3 separate regions of the Homo sapiens genome follow, and all the other regions are linked to region 2. A link is a contact called in ENCODE Hi-C or POLR2A ChIA-PET data. All regions are on one chromosome and are shown on one strand. The core of a region is the stretch at or near the end of the contact, and the rest is flanking DNA. Distances in the headings are between cores, read along the strand shown. Region 1 holds the start of HYCC2 (hyccin PI4KA lipid kinase complex subunit 2). Region 2 holds the start of ALS2 (alsin Rho guanine nucleotide exchange factor ALS2). Region 3 has its middle 24 kb from the start of CASP8.

Evidence for each region. A loop is a pair of places that touch in the nucleus more often than their neighbours do. ChIA-PET counts read pairs that join two places held with the same protein, here RNA polymerase II (POLR2A). Pooled maps may share reads with other maps.
Region 1: a loop to region 2 is called in a pooled map, with 8 times the contacts of the local background. The contact joins the promoter of HYCC2 here to the promoter of ALS2 in region 2. A Hi-C loop is called at or near these places in 9 of 50 pooled maps.
Region 3: a map of CD8-positive, alpha-beta T cell shows a loop between it and region 2 (4-fold over the local background). The contact joins the enhancer-like site here to the promoter of ALS2 in region 2. A Hi-C loop is called at or near these places in 12 of 168 maps with a recorded cell type or tissue (CD4-positive, alpha-beta T cell, CD4-positive, alpha-beta memory T cell, CD8-positive, alpha-beta T cell and 7 more), 26 of 37 single-sample maps with no recorded cell type and 19 of 50 pooled maps. POLR2A ChIA-PET finds 5 or more read pairs at or near these places in 7 of 52 experiments (CD4-positive, alpha-beta T cell, MCF 10A, SK-N-SH and 4 more).

Annotation. Positions count from the first base shown.
Region 1 is chr2:201,069,557-201,073,245 of GRCh38, reverse strand. HYCC2 (hyccin PI4KA lipid kinase complex subunit 2) reads left to right here and starts at 1,575. Exons shown (of 13, transcript NM_001321623.1): 1 at 1,575-1,636. It overlaps NDUFB3 (NADH:ubiquinone oxidoreductase subunit B3), which reads right to left and starts at 1,245. Exons shown (of 3, transcript NM_002491.3): 1 at 1,187-1,245. RefSeq lists enhancers at 723-1,346, 1,483-1,572, 1,593-1,862, 1,347-1,972, 1,963-2,102.
Region 2 is chr2:201,778,858-201,782,286 of GRCh38, reverse strand. It overlaps ALS2 (alsin Rho guanine nucleotide exchange factor ALS2), which reads left to right and starts at 1,354. Exons shown (of 34, transcript NM_020919.4): 1 at 1,354-1,410. RefSeq lists enhancers at 995-1,064, 1,075-1,304, 1,315-1,384 and a silencer at 1,515-1,684.
Region 3 is chr2:201,234,146-201,237,973 of GRCh38, reverse strand. It overlaps a transcript of CASP8 not described here. Among named protein-coding and RNA genes, the nearest start is that of CASP8, 24 kb to the left of the region's middle. RefSeq lists an enhancer at 3,323-3,442. Within about 2 kb of position 1,438, at least 7 of the 41 ENCODE cell types and tissues checked have a DNase peak (open chromatin) inside an H3K27ac peak, as active enhancers do; they include CD8-positive, alpha-beta T cell, where a contact is called at or near this core.

The DNA.
Region 1 (3,689 bases), core at 326-2,825, 710 kb after region 2:
TGCCTAACAATTCATTTTTTAGGAATTCATCATAGACGGAAAAATTAAAGTAAAACAAGTGAGTGCTTAGCACAAGTCAGGATAATGGTTACCTCTTGGTGGAGGAGATGGAATCACAGAAACATACTGGGAGATTCTAAGGCAGTGTTTTTCAACCAATTTTTAACTATTGTCCCTGTAAGGAACCTTTCTAGACATTTTATTCCTAATCACACCCCCCGCCATGAAAATTTAACACTACATATATACTGTATAACTGTTTATATACTGTGGCCCTTTGGAGGGACACAAATCATTGTAGTAACTAAGATTCCGACCCCGGCCCCACCAATTTTCAACCCCTTGAAATGTAAAATCACCCCTGTTAAGACTGCATGTTCTAAGTTATTGGCAATGCTTTATTTTCTAATCTAAGAGGTGGATACAGGAGTGTCTGCTTCTGTTAGTTATAATTTTTTAAAATGTATGTTTTATACACCCTTCTGTATATATACTTGACAATAAAAAATAAAAATAGAAAAATTGACTTAAATTGTGCTGAGGACTGAAAAATGGTGGTTATTTCCGTTTCAGAGCAGCTCAAATAATAACAGTAAGGAAATTAGTTAAATAAAGAAAAAACATGCAACCAAAAATTTTAAAAGCTATCTATGTCTGAAGTGAATCTAAAAGTCTCATGAAGATCAACCTCCACTAAAGGAAGCTGGCTCTAAGAAAATGTGCTGGTATCCTTTCCCTAAGAAAGAAATAAGAAGATAATGCTACTTCCACTACATGCAATTTTAGTTTACCGAAGACTATCAAGTATATATCTTAACTTCCTCGTATTAAAAACTGTGATTATATGAATATTAGAACATAAAAAACAAATGAACTGTTATTACTTTTAGTGATGCTGTTCTTCTGCCTTTGCGATCCAAAGGCAAACAAAGACAATTTTGCGTGTGGCAGAAGCGGGAACAAGCACCTGGATTTAACAACTACAGTAATGATCACTGAATCCTCCAACCACCTCTTCCTACCCCAACTCTAAACTAGGACTTCATTAGTTCTCGCCTGCTAGTTCTTTGATCTCCCTCCCAGCCTCCCATCCTTCTCCATTTAGTCTCTCCTTTTCTGCACTCCCCAGAATAGAGTCTAGCTCTTAATCCTAATCAACGGGCCTCCCACCAACTCCCTAATTTACCTGACAGCAATCTGACCTCTCAGGACACTCAACTCTGCAACCGGAGCCAACCGGAAACGGAGGTTGTCACCTCGAGTTTCTCACGGCAGGAAAGCGGAGAAGCCGCTTAACGTTCCGATACTGGGTTAGAGATTCCTGAATCAGGTAGAGACTACATGAGGGACGCTGGAAGTCGATTATTTTCCCAGTATATGTGCATCCTCAATCTGACTGAGGTAACAGATACTGTAGAAAAGAGAAGGGCGGGGAAGATAATATGTTGTCCTTGCTTGGGGACGGAATCCTTAGACACCGCACACAGGGCGGGGCTGCCGGCATACTGCAGCCAATAAGGGAGGCTGTTGTTGAGAGCGTGTTCTCACCCAATGAGAGGGTTGGTTGTTGCGCTGCAGTTGGCAGGCTGCTGCGGGAGGCGGCGGCGGTAGGAAGCCGGAGACAGCAGGGTGACAGGTAGGCGGCGGTGCTGTCTTTGGGGGAGGCAAAGTGCTAGATGAAGAGGGGTTTTCTTCTCCTTCGGCCGCGGAAACTACAGACGGGAGCTGGCGAGGGTGGTCTGGAAAGGCGGTAGCCGGTGTGTTGGTGGTCCCGGAACCTCTCGTAAACCAGGTAGCATCTTGGGAGGGTCGTGAGGAGGAGAAGGCGGCAGCCGAGGCGGGTGGAAGCCGAGCCTTGTGGGGCGACGTGGGGGCCCACCTAGGGCGTGGGGGCTGCGGTGGCGCCAGCAGAGAGGGAGGAGAGGCGGGAGCAAGGCGGTGTCGTGAGGGCTGAAGGGATTCTTTGCACAAAGCCCCAGGCGAGAAAAGGACACGGCATTGAAGACAGTTAAGAGAAATCCCAGTGATTGCTTCTTAGGGCCATTTCCTGGGGGTGGTGAGGGGGAGCGGAGAAGAAAAATATTTACTGGCGGTCAGATTCTGAACACTCATTATTGCTGTACATTATGTAATCTTTGGCTGTTATTTACCCAAACAACTAGGTTGTCCCTCCTGGGAGAGGAGGTCTTGCAACCTATTAATGTGTTAGAACACTTTTTTCATTGGCTTGAGTGCCATTTACATTGGCAGGTTCTCTAGGCGAAGGGTGGTAGCATGGAGGATAGAGTAGTCACGAAGAGCTTATCCCAATTATGGACTTGACAGATACTAGTTTGCGATGAATGTGGCCAGGTTCATGTTTTGTAGTTCGTGAATTTATTTGAGGGTCAAGGCTGACAACATTTTTTAAAGATCTTCAGAAAAGTGGGGAATCCTTTAAAAATGTACAGTAGGAGCTCAGTGTAAGTTGGAAAATGACTAGAAAATTAGTTGGTAGATCCCTTCCTCCCCCCAGGATATTGTGGAAGTTAGGGACTGTGCAAATAAGGTGGTGGTCTGAATATGGGGAAAAAAATAAACTTTTTTTTTTTTTGAGACGGAGTTTCGCTGTTGTTGCCCAGGCTGGAGTGCAATGGCGCGATCTCGGCTCACAGCAACCTTCGCCTCCCGGGTTCAAGCCATTCTCCTGCCCCAGCCTCCGGAGTAGCTGGGATTACAGGCATGCGCCACCACGCCCGACTAATTTTGTATTTTTAGTAGATACGGGGTTTCTCCATGTTGGTCAGGCTGGTCTCGAACTCCGGACGTCAGATGATCCGCCCGCCTCGGCCTCCCAAAGTGCTGGGATTACAGGCGTGAGCCACCGTGCCCGGCAGAAAAAAGTCAACTTTTAAGTAGTTTGTTCTGTAAGCAAGTCTGAGAAGCTACTTATGAATTATTTATTAGGTTTAAAAAGTGGACTCTGAACCTCTCGGACAGAGGCAAAATATATTTATAGATATAATTAACTAAATTATCTTATTTAAAAAAATTTTATAATTCATTGTTTCCACAATAAAATGTAGAATTAAAATAGGAATTCTATTCAGTATGTGTTATGGAAGGGCAAACGACATAAAAACTTGATTTTGTAGGTCATTGAAAAACAATTTTGAGAGCAGCACTGGAAAATGATTTTAAAAGAAGTGTTATAAATTTCTAAAATGTAAGGTGTTTGAAATATTGCCTTTAGCTTAGGAGATAAGGTCTAATGTAGTGTCAGCAACTCTACAATTTTCCTAAATTTATTTCGGTACTGCATGTCAGAAAAACTTTATAAGATGTGATTTTTTTCTATTAATGGTAATTTATATTCCTATATATGAACCTAAATCAAAATTTCATTTTTTCTCAAAAATTTAATTGGGAAAGAGGTGCATCATTAAAGTTGTTTGTTCCCAGATGTTCTCAGTACTGAGACATTTGTCAGTGCTTTAGATAAAAATTTTTATTGATGTTTGGTGTTTTGTTCTTTGTCTTTTCTCCTTTTCCAAGAATAATGCAATCTCAGTCACAAAGAAAATTTCTGGTTCTATTTTAGGTGGAATTCTGTAGTGTTTTGAGTACCAGTTAAATCTTTGCTTTTATGCGTGTGTGTGTGTGTGTTGCTTTTATGCGTGTGTGTGTGTGTGTGTGTGTGTGTGTGTGTG
Region 2 (3,429 bases), core at 105-2,604:
GACAGATCGAGACTCCCTCTAAACAAAACAAAACAAATCAAAACTGGTTGCAGGTAGGTTTTGTGGTAGTGGCTGATGGGATTTGGGATTTAAGGAAATTCACCTCTAGTGGTCTCACTTTCCTCAGAGATGTAAGAGACAAAATTTTTTATTTTTATTTTTACCAAAGCGGGTGAGTGAGTAGAGTTCAGTAAGAGGTTAGAAGAGCGTGAGGGCTGGGAACAGCAGGGGAGGGGAATAGGAGATAATCTGAGTAGCAATGTGTAAATGTGACTGTCTTAGGCTCAGCAATATTGCGTAGTCGCACGTGGAAGTCCCGACTGAAGTTGGACACTTTTCGTTCGCAGTGGTGCCAATTCTCAGGGTTGTGTGATTTTCTGCACCGATGCAGGAGTGAGCAAGGTTGGTTGAACTGTTGCAGACTAACAGTTTTGCAGGTGGGCGAAGGATCAGGGAGGAAATTGAGTTGAGGGTGTTGGTGAATAGGATATAGGAGTTTCAGAACCCGACTACACATCTGTCGTTGATGGTCTAAATATTTGCATGTTTGCAGGTCCAGCGATGGCACAATGCCTAGCAGCAGAAGGTTTGCACCCACTGTGCGACATGAGTGGCAGCTCTGGAAAATCATAAAATCATGGGAGGACTTGAGAGTGCAGGCTGGGTGGGGTGGGACTGTGGCTGCGAAAAACAGTGTTATGAAACTGTGCGCGGGACAAGAAAGCTGATTTTACTGATTGTATATTGGGGAGTACTACGGGAATCACTGGAGAGGCCACTTCATTTTCTCCTATCCCACCCCATCTTTTGGGGTTGCAACTAACCAGTAAGTTTACACATTGAGGATACAATGGCGAAACGGGGCCGCGAGGCGATGACGTCATTCGCGGGAGTAGGGGGGAGAAGCGACCACTGTTAGGGTACTGTCCATAAAGGCAATTTGAAAATATTTCAGCCTTTTTACTTTTATACTTCCGGCCCTTGCAGTTTGAGGTGGTAACAAACGACTGCTGCTCCCAACCACTTTCACCACCGCCTGTTACCATGGGAGCGCTCGGGTAGCTAGGCTTGGACGACTCTATTCTACGTCATCATCAAAGCGCATCTCAGGACTGATAGCTCCGCCCTAAACTAAGGGAGAGACTGTGCTCCCAAGTACGTAGCCTGCAGTGCCTAACGCATTCTCAGCAATTTTGACCCCCAACAGACGCCGTCGACAGTCTCCCAAGAACAATTCCCAGGAGCTCGGATTCCAAGAGCCGCCCGCGCCCTCGTTTACCTTCGCTAGTCGCCCTGCAGCCCCGCCCTGTCCGGAGGCCCCGCCCTCCATGAATCAGCTGATCCCGCGGACCCACTGGGTTGCCAAGCTCGCGCCGGATGCGGAGCGCGGTGCTGCCGGTGGAGCTTCAGGTGAGCGAGTGTGGGTCCCGGGTTGGCTATTGGCTAAGGAGGGCTTATCGGCTGGGACCCCTTGTATGCGGAAGGCCGGGGACAGGGAGCTAGGCGGAGGCTGTGGTCGAGGCCGGAGAGCGCCCTGCGGGGGGCCTGCGGAGACGGCGCCCGCATTTTCCCAGCTCTGGGTGCGATCGACTGCTCCTGCCGGTCCAGCAGCGCCCGAGGCGGCCCCTGCCTTGGCCCCAGGTTCTCCCACTTGCCCCGGTCTCTCCCTCCCCAGACTGGGCGCCGCTGCAGTGGTCTCAGCTGCGTGAAATTCCTTCAAGCCCCCTCTTCCCGCCTCCACCCACGCTGCCTTCCAGCTATTCATTCACGAGAATTTCTTGAATGCCCACACTAGGCGCTGAGCTGATAAACTGGGGTCCGTGGCCTGGAACCCTGCTGAGTGTCCCTGGCGGCCTTGCCACAGGGTGCAAATCGCGTTGAAGAGTGGACCAAGGGCTACTTGAAAAGGCGGTTGCGGAGAAAGAAAATAGCTTTGATAATAAGAATTAGTAGTTTAGGCAAGTCTTTGAGCCTATCAAGTAATTCATCAAGAGGAGAAGATAAGTTATTTTGAGAAGCGAAGCCAGAAAAATAACACAGGTCCTTGACGCTGGTGTTCGTCCTCGGATAATAGGGCTGCTTTGGAGACAGGCAACAGTAGACTGGTAGAATCGTTCTATTGCTTAAGGCTTTGATGGTGGAAGAGAAAAAACACTCTTGTTGAAGTGGCATATCCAAGAACAGTGCTTTCTTTCTGGTTTAGGATGGAGAAGGAACTGACTGCTGTACCCAAGTGAAGATCTTTACTCAGTTACCCTTATATTTGGCTATATGGAATAAAATTGTGTGATATGTTTATTCTGAGCAGGTACAAAACTTCAGCAAACCTATTGGTCCCACATTTTCCCCCCCATTTATCATATGATTTGGAGTGACCGGTTGACCTTTGAGTTAATGAATAATTTAAAGCAGTGAAAAATTTTTTGCAGTAAACTACGGTGTTTTAACCTTGATAACATAAGCATAGTGGTTAAGATTCTAGGCTTTGTATCTGAACATACCCAGAGTCACATCCATTTACATCTTTGATTTTGGGCAAGTTATTTAATCTCTCTGCCTCAGTTCTCTTGTCTCTAAATTGGGGATAAAAATGTTTTCCTGATAACAGTACCTTTACGTGTAATGGTTCATGTATCGTATTTATTACAGTGCCTGTTTTATGGTAAATATTCAATACATATTAGCTGTTTTTATAATTAATTCCTCCCACTACATCATGATCCAAACTGACTCTTTTCTTAAGTGATGGGGAAGGGAACTGAATATTTTAAGGAAGTAGCTATAAAATATGATTTCAAGTTGTTCTGTAGTAATTTTGGTGTTCCATAAGGACATTTTAATGTGAAAAAGATACTGACAGAATCTATACATGGTTTGAATTTATTAGTTTCTAAACTATGACCAGTATTAGCAGATTTAAAATTCATAATTATAGCAAGAAAACGTCAAAGTTGTTTAACAGTGTTAAAATTTGAAACTGTAATGATCCAGAAAAATGAAATACCAAACCGATAATTTTGGGAAAAAAACAAAACTTGAGTGGCATTATGCAGGCCATTTACTTTTTAAATGTACTCAATATAAACAGGAATCCCTTCTCTCCAAATTTCAGTTTTTCAGAATTTGGGCTGTCATTTGAAACACTTACTTTGGGCACTTTGACTGTTAAAGAAGCAAAGGGTATGCTAAGAACTTCAATGAGTCTTGATGTTAGTGTTTTTGTAATTAGGTGGAATCTCCTACCTTTTCATGAAAACTGGGTTTAAAGCAGTAGCTGCTGGGTCCATTCTAATGATAATCTCAAAAATGTGACTGACTTGTAAAAATCTACAATTATTTATTAATGTGAGACTAGGTAAAGTATGAGTTGAAAAACTAGGAAGAAAGGCAGAGTGGTGATTTTTAAGCTTGTATAAAGGAAGGCCCGCT
Region 3 (3,828 bases), core at 189-2,688, 540 kb after region 2:
TTGCCAAGAGGTTGTTCTCTAAGTTTATATCAAGATTGTTTGATGAGATCGCAAAATGCCACTTCCCATTTTTCCCCTAGCTGGCTTTTTAACCCGTGTCATGCCTGACATCTAAACATACTGCTTGATCACTACACAAGGCTGGCCCACAGACTGCTTTGGCACAAAGGCCAAAGACTACTAGGCTCAACGTTAATTCCTGTCTTTCTGGGCCAAGATAAAGCCAGAAGACACAGAGCCATCCACTGATGCACCAGTAAATTAATGACTTTACAAACCAGCATGCATTCTTGCGGGGAGTGTGTGCAAGTGGGAAAAAAACTGTCTGGATATCAAAATCAGTCACCAAGCTGTATATTTACAACTTGTGAATTCTTCAGTATTTATGTAAGGTTTCGATACAAATTTTACACCAGAAAATCAACATGACTCACTCCAGTCTTCTAATTTTCTATTTTTCCTCCGAGACCTTGCTGGATGTTTTCTTTTCTTTTTCTTTTTTCTTTTCTTTTTTCCTTTTTTTTTTTTTTTTTTTACTCTGAAGATCTACTGGAGAGATGTTTTCATAAAGATAGAGAAAAGGGTCTGGACAAGGTGGCTCACGCCTGTAATCCCAGCACTTTGGGAAGCCGAGGCGGGCAGATCACTTGAGGTCAAAAGTTTGAGACCAGCCTGGCTAACATGTTGAAACCCCATCTCTACTAAAAATACAAAAATTATCTGGGCAAGGTGGCAGGCATCTGTAATCCCAGCTACTCAGGAGGCTGAGGTGGGAGAATCTTTTGAACCTGGGAGGCGGAGGTTGCAGTGAGCCAAGAACGTGCCACTGCACTCCAGCCTGGGCGACACAGCAAGACTCTGTCTCAAAAAAAAAAAAAAAAAAAAAAATAGAAAGGGGTCATACTGGGGAAAAGGAACAAACACAGACGCACTGAAAAGAATCCAAATGGTTAAGAATATGACAAAGAGAATCAGAGACTACGAAGATTTAATTCAGGAGGGTGGGGATAGAAATAATTTGACACTGCTCTTCAGCTAAATTTATTCTTTACTTGAAAACTTCTGTCTGGCCAGGCACAGTGGCCCACGCCTGTCATCTCGGCACTTTGGGCAGCCGAGGCAGATGGATAGCTTGAGCCCAGGAGTTCAAGACAAGCCTGGGAAACATGATGAAACTCCATCTCTACAAAAAATGCAAAAATTAACTAGGTGCGGTGGTGCGCACCTATATTCCAGCTACTCGCAGATGGGGAGCTGAAGTGGGAGAATCACTTGAGCCTGGGAGGTTGAGTCTGCGGTGGGGCCAGGGTTCGGTAAGCCGAGGTCACACCACTGCACTCCAGCCTGGGCGGCAGAGCCAAACTCTTGTCTCTAAAAAAAGACTTTTTAATAGAATTTTCATGTTGGCTTGCTGCCCTCTGGTGGAATTATTAGGGTTTATCACAAACACTGTGGAATTCACTCTGGCAATGACCACTAACACAAAATACCGATGGTTCTTGGGCATAACTCTCCCCCTGGGGAGTTAGATCTTTGACTTCATGGCGTCAGGAATTTGTTATTGGCCTGGACAACAGAAACATGTCTGGAAAATCCCCAAATATTTGGAAATGAAATAACACAACTCTAAATAATCCATGGGTCAAAAAAGAAATCAAAAGGAAATTATGTAGTATTGAATTAAATTAAAATCAAAACAAAATATCAAAATGCATGGGATGCCGCTAAAGCAAGGCTAGGAGAAAATTTACAGAACTAAATGCCTAAAAGGAGCAGGGGTGGGGAGGGGCAGGAGGACAGGATTCAAGAGGGCATACGAAATATTTTGGAGGTAATATATATGTTCACTATCCTGACTGCAGTGATAGTTCCACTCAAATATATACAGTCATACGTCACTTAATGACAGGCATAAGTTCCAAGAAAAGCATCGTCAGTGATTTCGTCATTATGCCAACATCATAGAATGTACTTATGCAAAACCTAGATGGTATAGCCTACTACACACCTAGGCTATATGGTCTAGACTATTACTCCTAAGATGCAGACCTACAAAGCATGTTACTGTATTGAATATTGTAGGCAATTGTAACACAATGGTAAGTATTTGCATATCTAAATATATCTAAACATAGAAATGGTACAGTAAAAATACCGTATTATAATCTTATGAGACCACCATCATATATGTGGTCGGTCATTGACTGAAATGGCACATGAATATATATATGAGTGTGTCTATATGACTGTCATATATGTCATACATATGTCAAAACTTATCAAATTATATACTTTATATGCCATTTGTTGTATATCAATCATATCTCAGTAAAGCTGTTTTAAACAACATGTGGCTGTACTATTAGGTAGTACAACTCAAGTGCAATTACTAAGAGAATACTAAAAGCATGCATAATTAACAAGCTAATAAAGGAGTAAGGTGAACTTTCTAAAATTACTTAATTCGTCTAAAAGAAATCAAGAAAGTAGAGAAAAGTGAATTGATGCCACGAATAAAAAACAACTGGAAATATAGTAGATTTTAGCCCAATTATATTGACAATTACATTAAATGAAAATGGACTAAATACTGTAATTTTAAGAAAAGTACCTTCCAGAATACATTTTTCTATAATAAAAGAAAAACTTGAACAATACACCACTTACGGCAGACACATTTCAAGTATAAGAACACCGAAACACTGAAAGTATAAGGATGGAAAAAGATGTACCAACTGATATCATTATACTAATATCACATAAGGCAGACATAAAGGAAAAATGATCCTAATTTAAAATGAGAAATTGACAATCTACAGTCATAGTGTAAGATTTTTATGTTCCCTTCTCGATAATGGGTAAGAAAGACAGACAAGCAGTAGAGTTATACAAGATTTGAACAACACAATTAACCTTGACCTAAATAACATAAAATCTTGACCTAAGTAACATAAAATCAATTCTGTTAGTGCCTTTCTTTCCTCATTCATACAGTCACTGTAATAGTGACTCCTGCATGTGAAGGTTATTACGAGAATCAAATGAGTTAATACATGCAAATTCTTAGAATTCCTGGCATGCAGAGTAAATTCATAATAAGTAGGAACTTAACCAAGAAATAAAAGCCTAAGTATATTGCTTTCATCTAGTGGTCACATTATATAAAAATACATAAATTTTTATAATGTGGTCATATTATCTAAAAATGTGAAATCAGCCGGGTGCAGTGGCTCAGGCCTGTAATCCCAGCACTTTGGGAGGCCAAGGTGGGTAGATCACTTGGGGCCAGAAGTTTGAGACCAGCCTGGCCAACATGGTGAGACCCCCCCATCTCTACTAAAAATACAAAAAAAAAAATTAGCCAGGCATGGAAGCAGGTGCCTGTAATCCCAGCTACTCAGGAGGCTGAGACACGAGAATCACCTGAACCCGGGAGGCGGAGATATCAGTGAGCTGAGATCGCGCCACTGCACTCCAGGCTAGGCGACAGAGCAAGACTCCCTCTCAAAAAAAAAAATAAAAAAGAATAACTTTTCACTATGTGAGCCATTGTCATTTAGTGCATAATGTCTGCGTACTACCCAGTATCCCCTGCGGCTCCTCCACAGTTGTGGGGTCCCGCACTATAGGAAGACAATGCATTTTAGCTCCGAGTACAGGTCTCAAAAACTTGGCTAAATACTTCCCCCATCCACTCATACCAGTGTACAGGGAACAATAATGGATTAATAACCAAAGAGAGGGCGGGAAGGTCCCAACTGGCATCTGCTCCACTCGGCCCACTGGTGTCTAGATAGGGAACAGTAATAGCGTTCACCACTTCTCTTT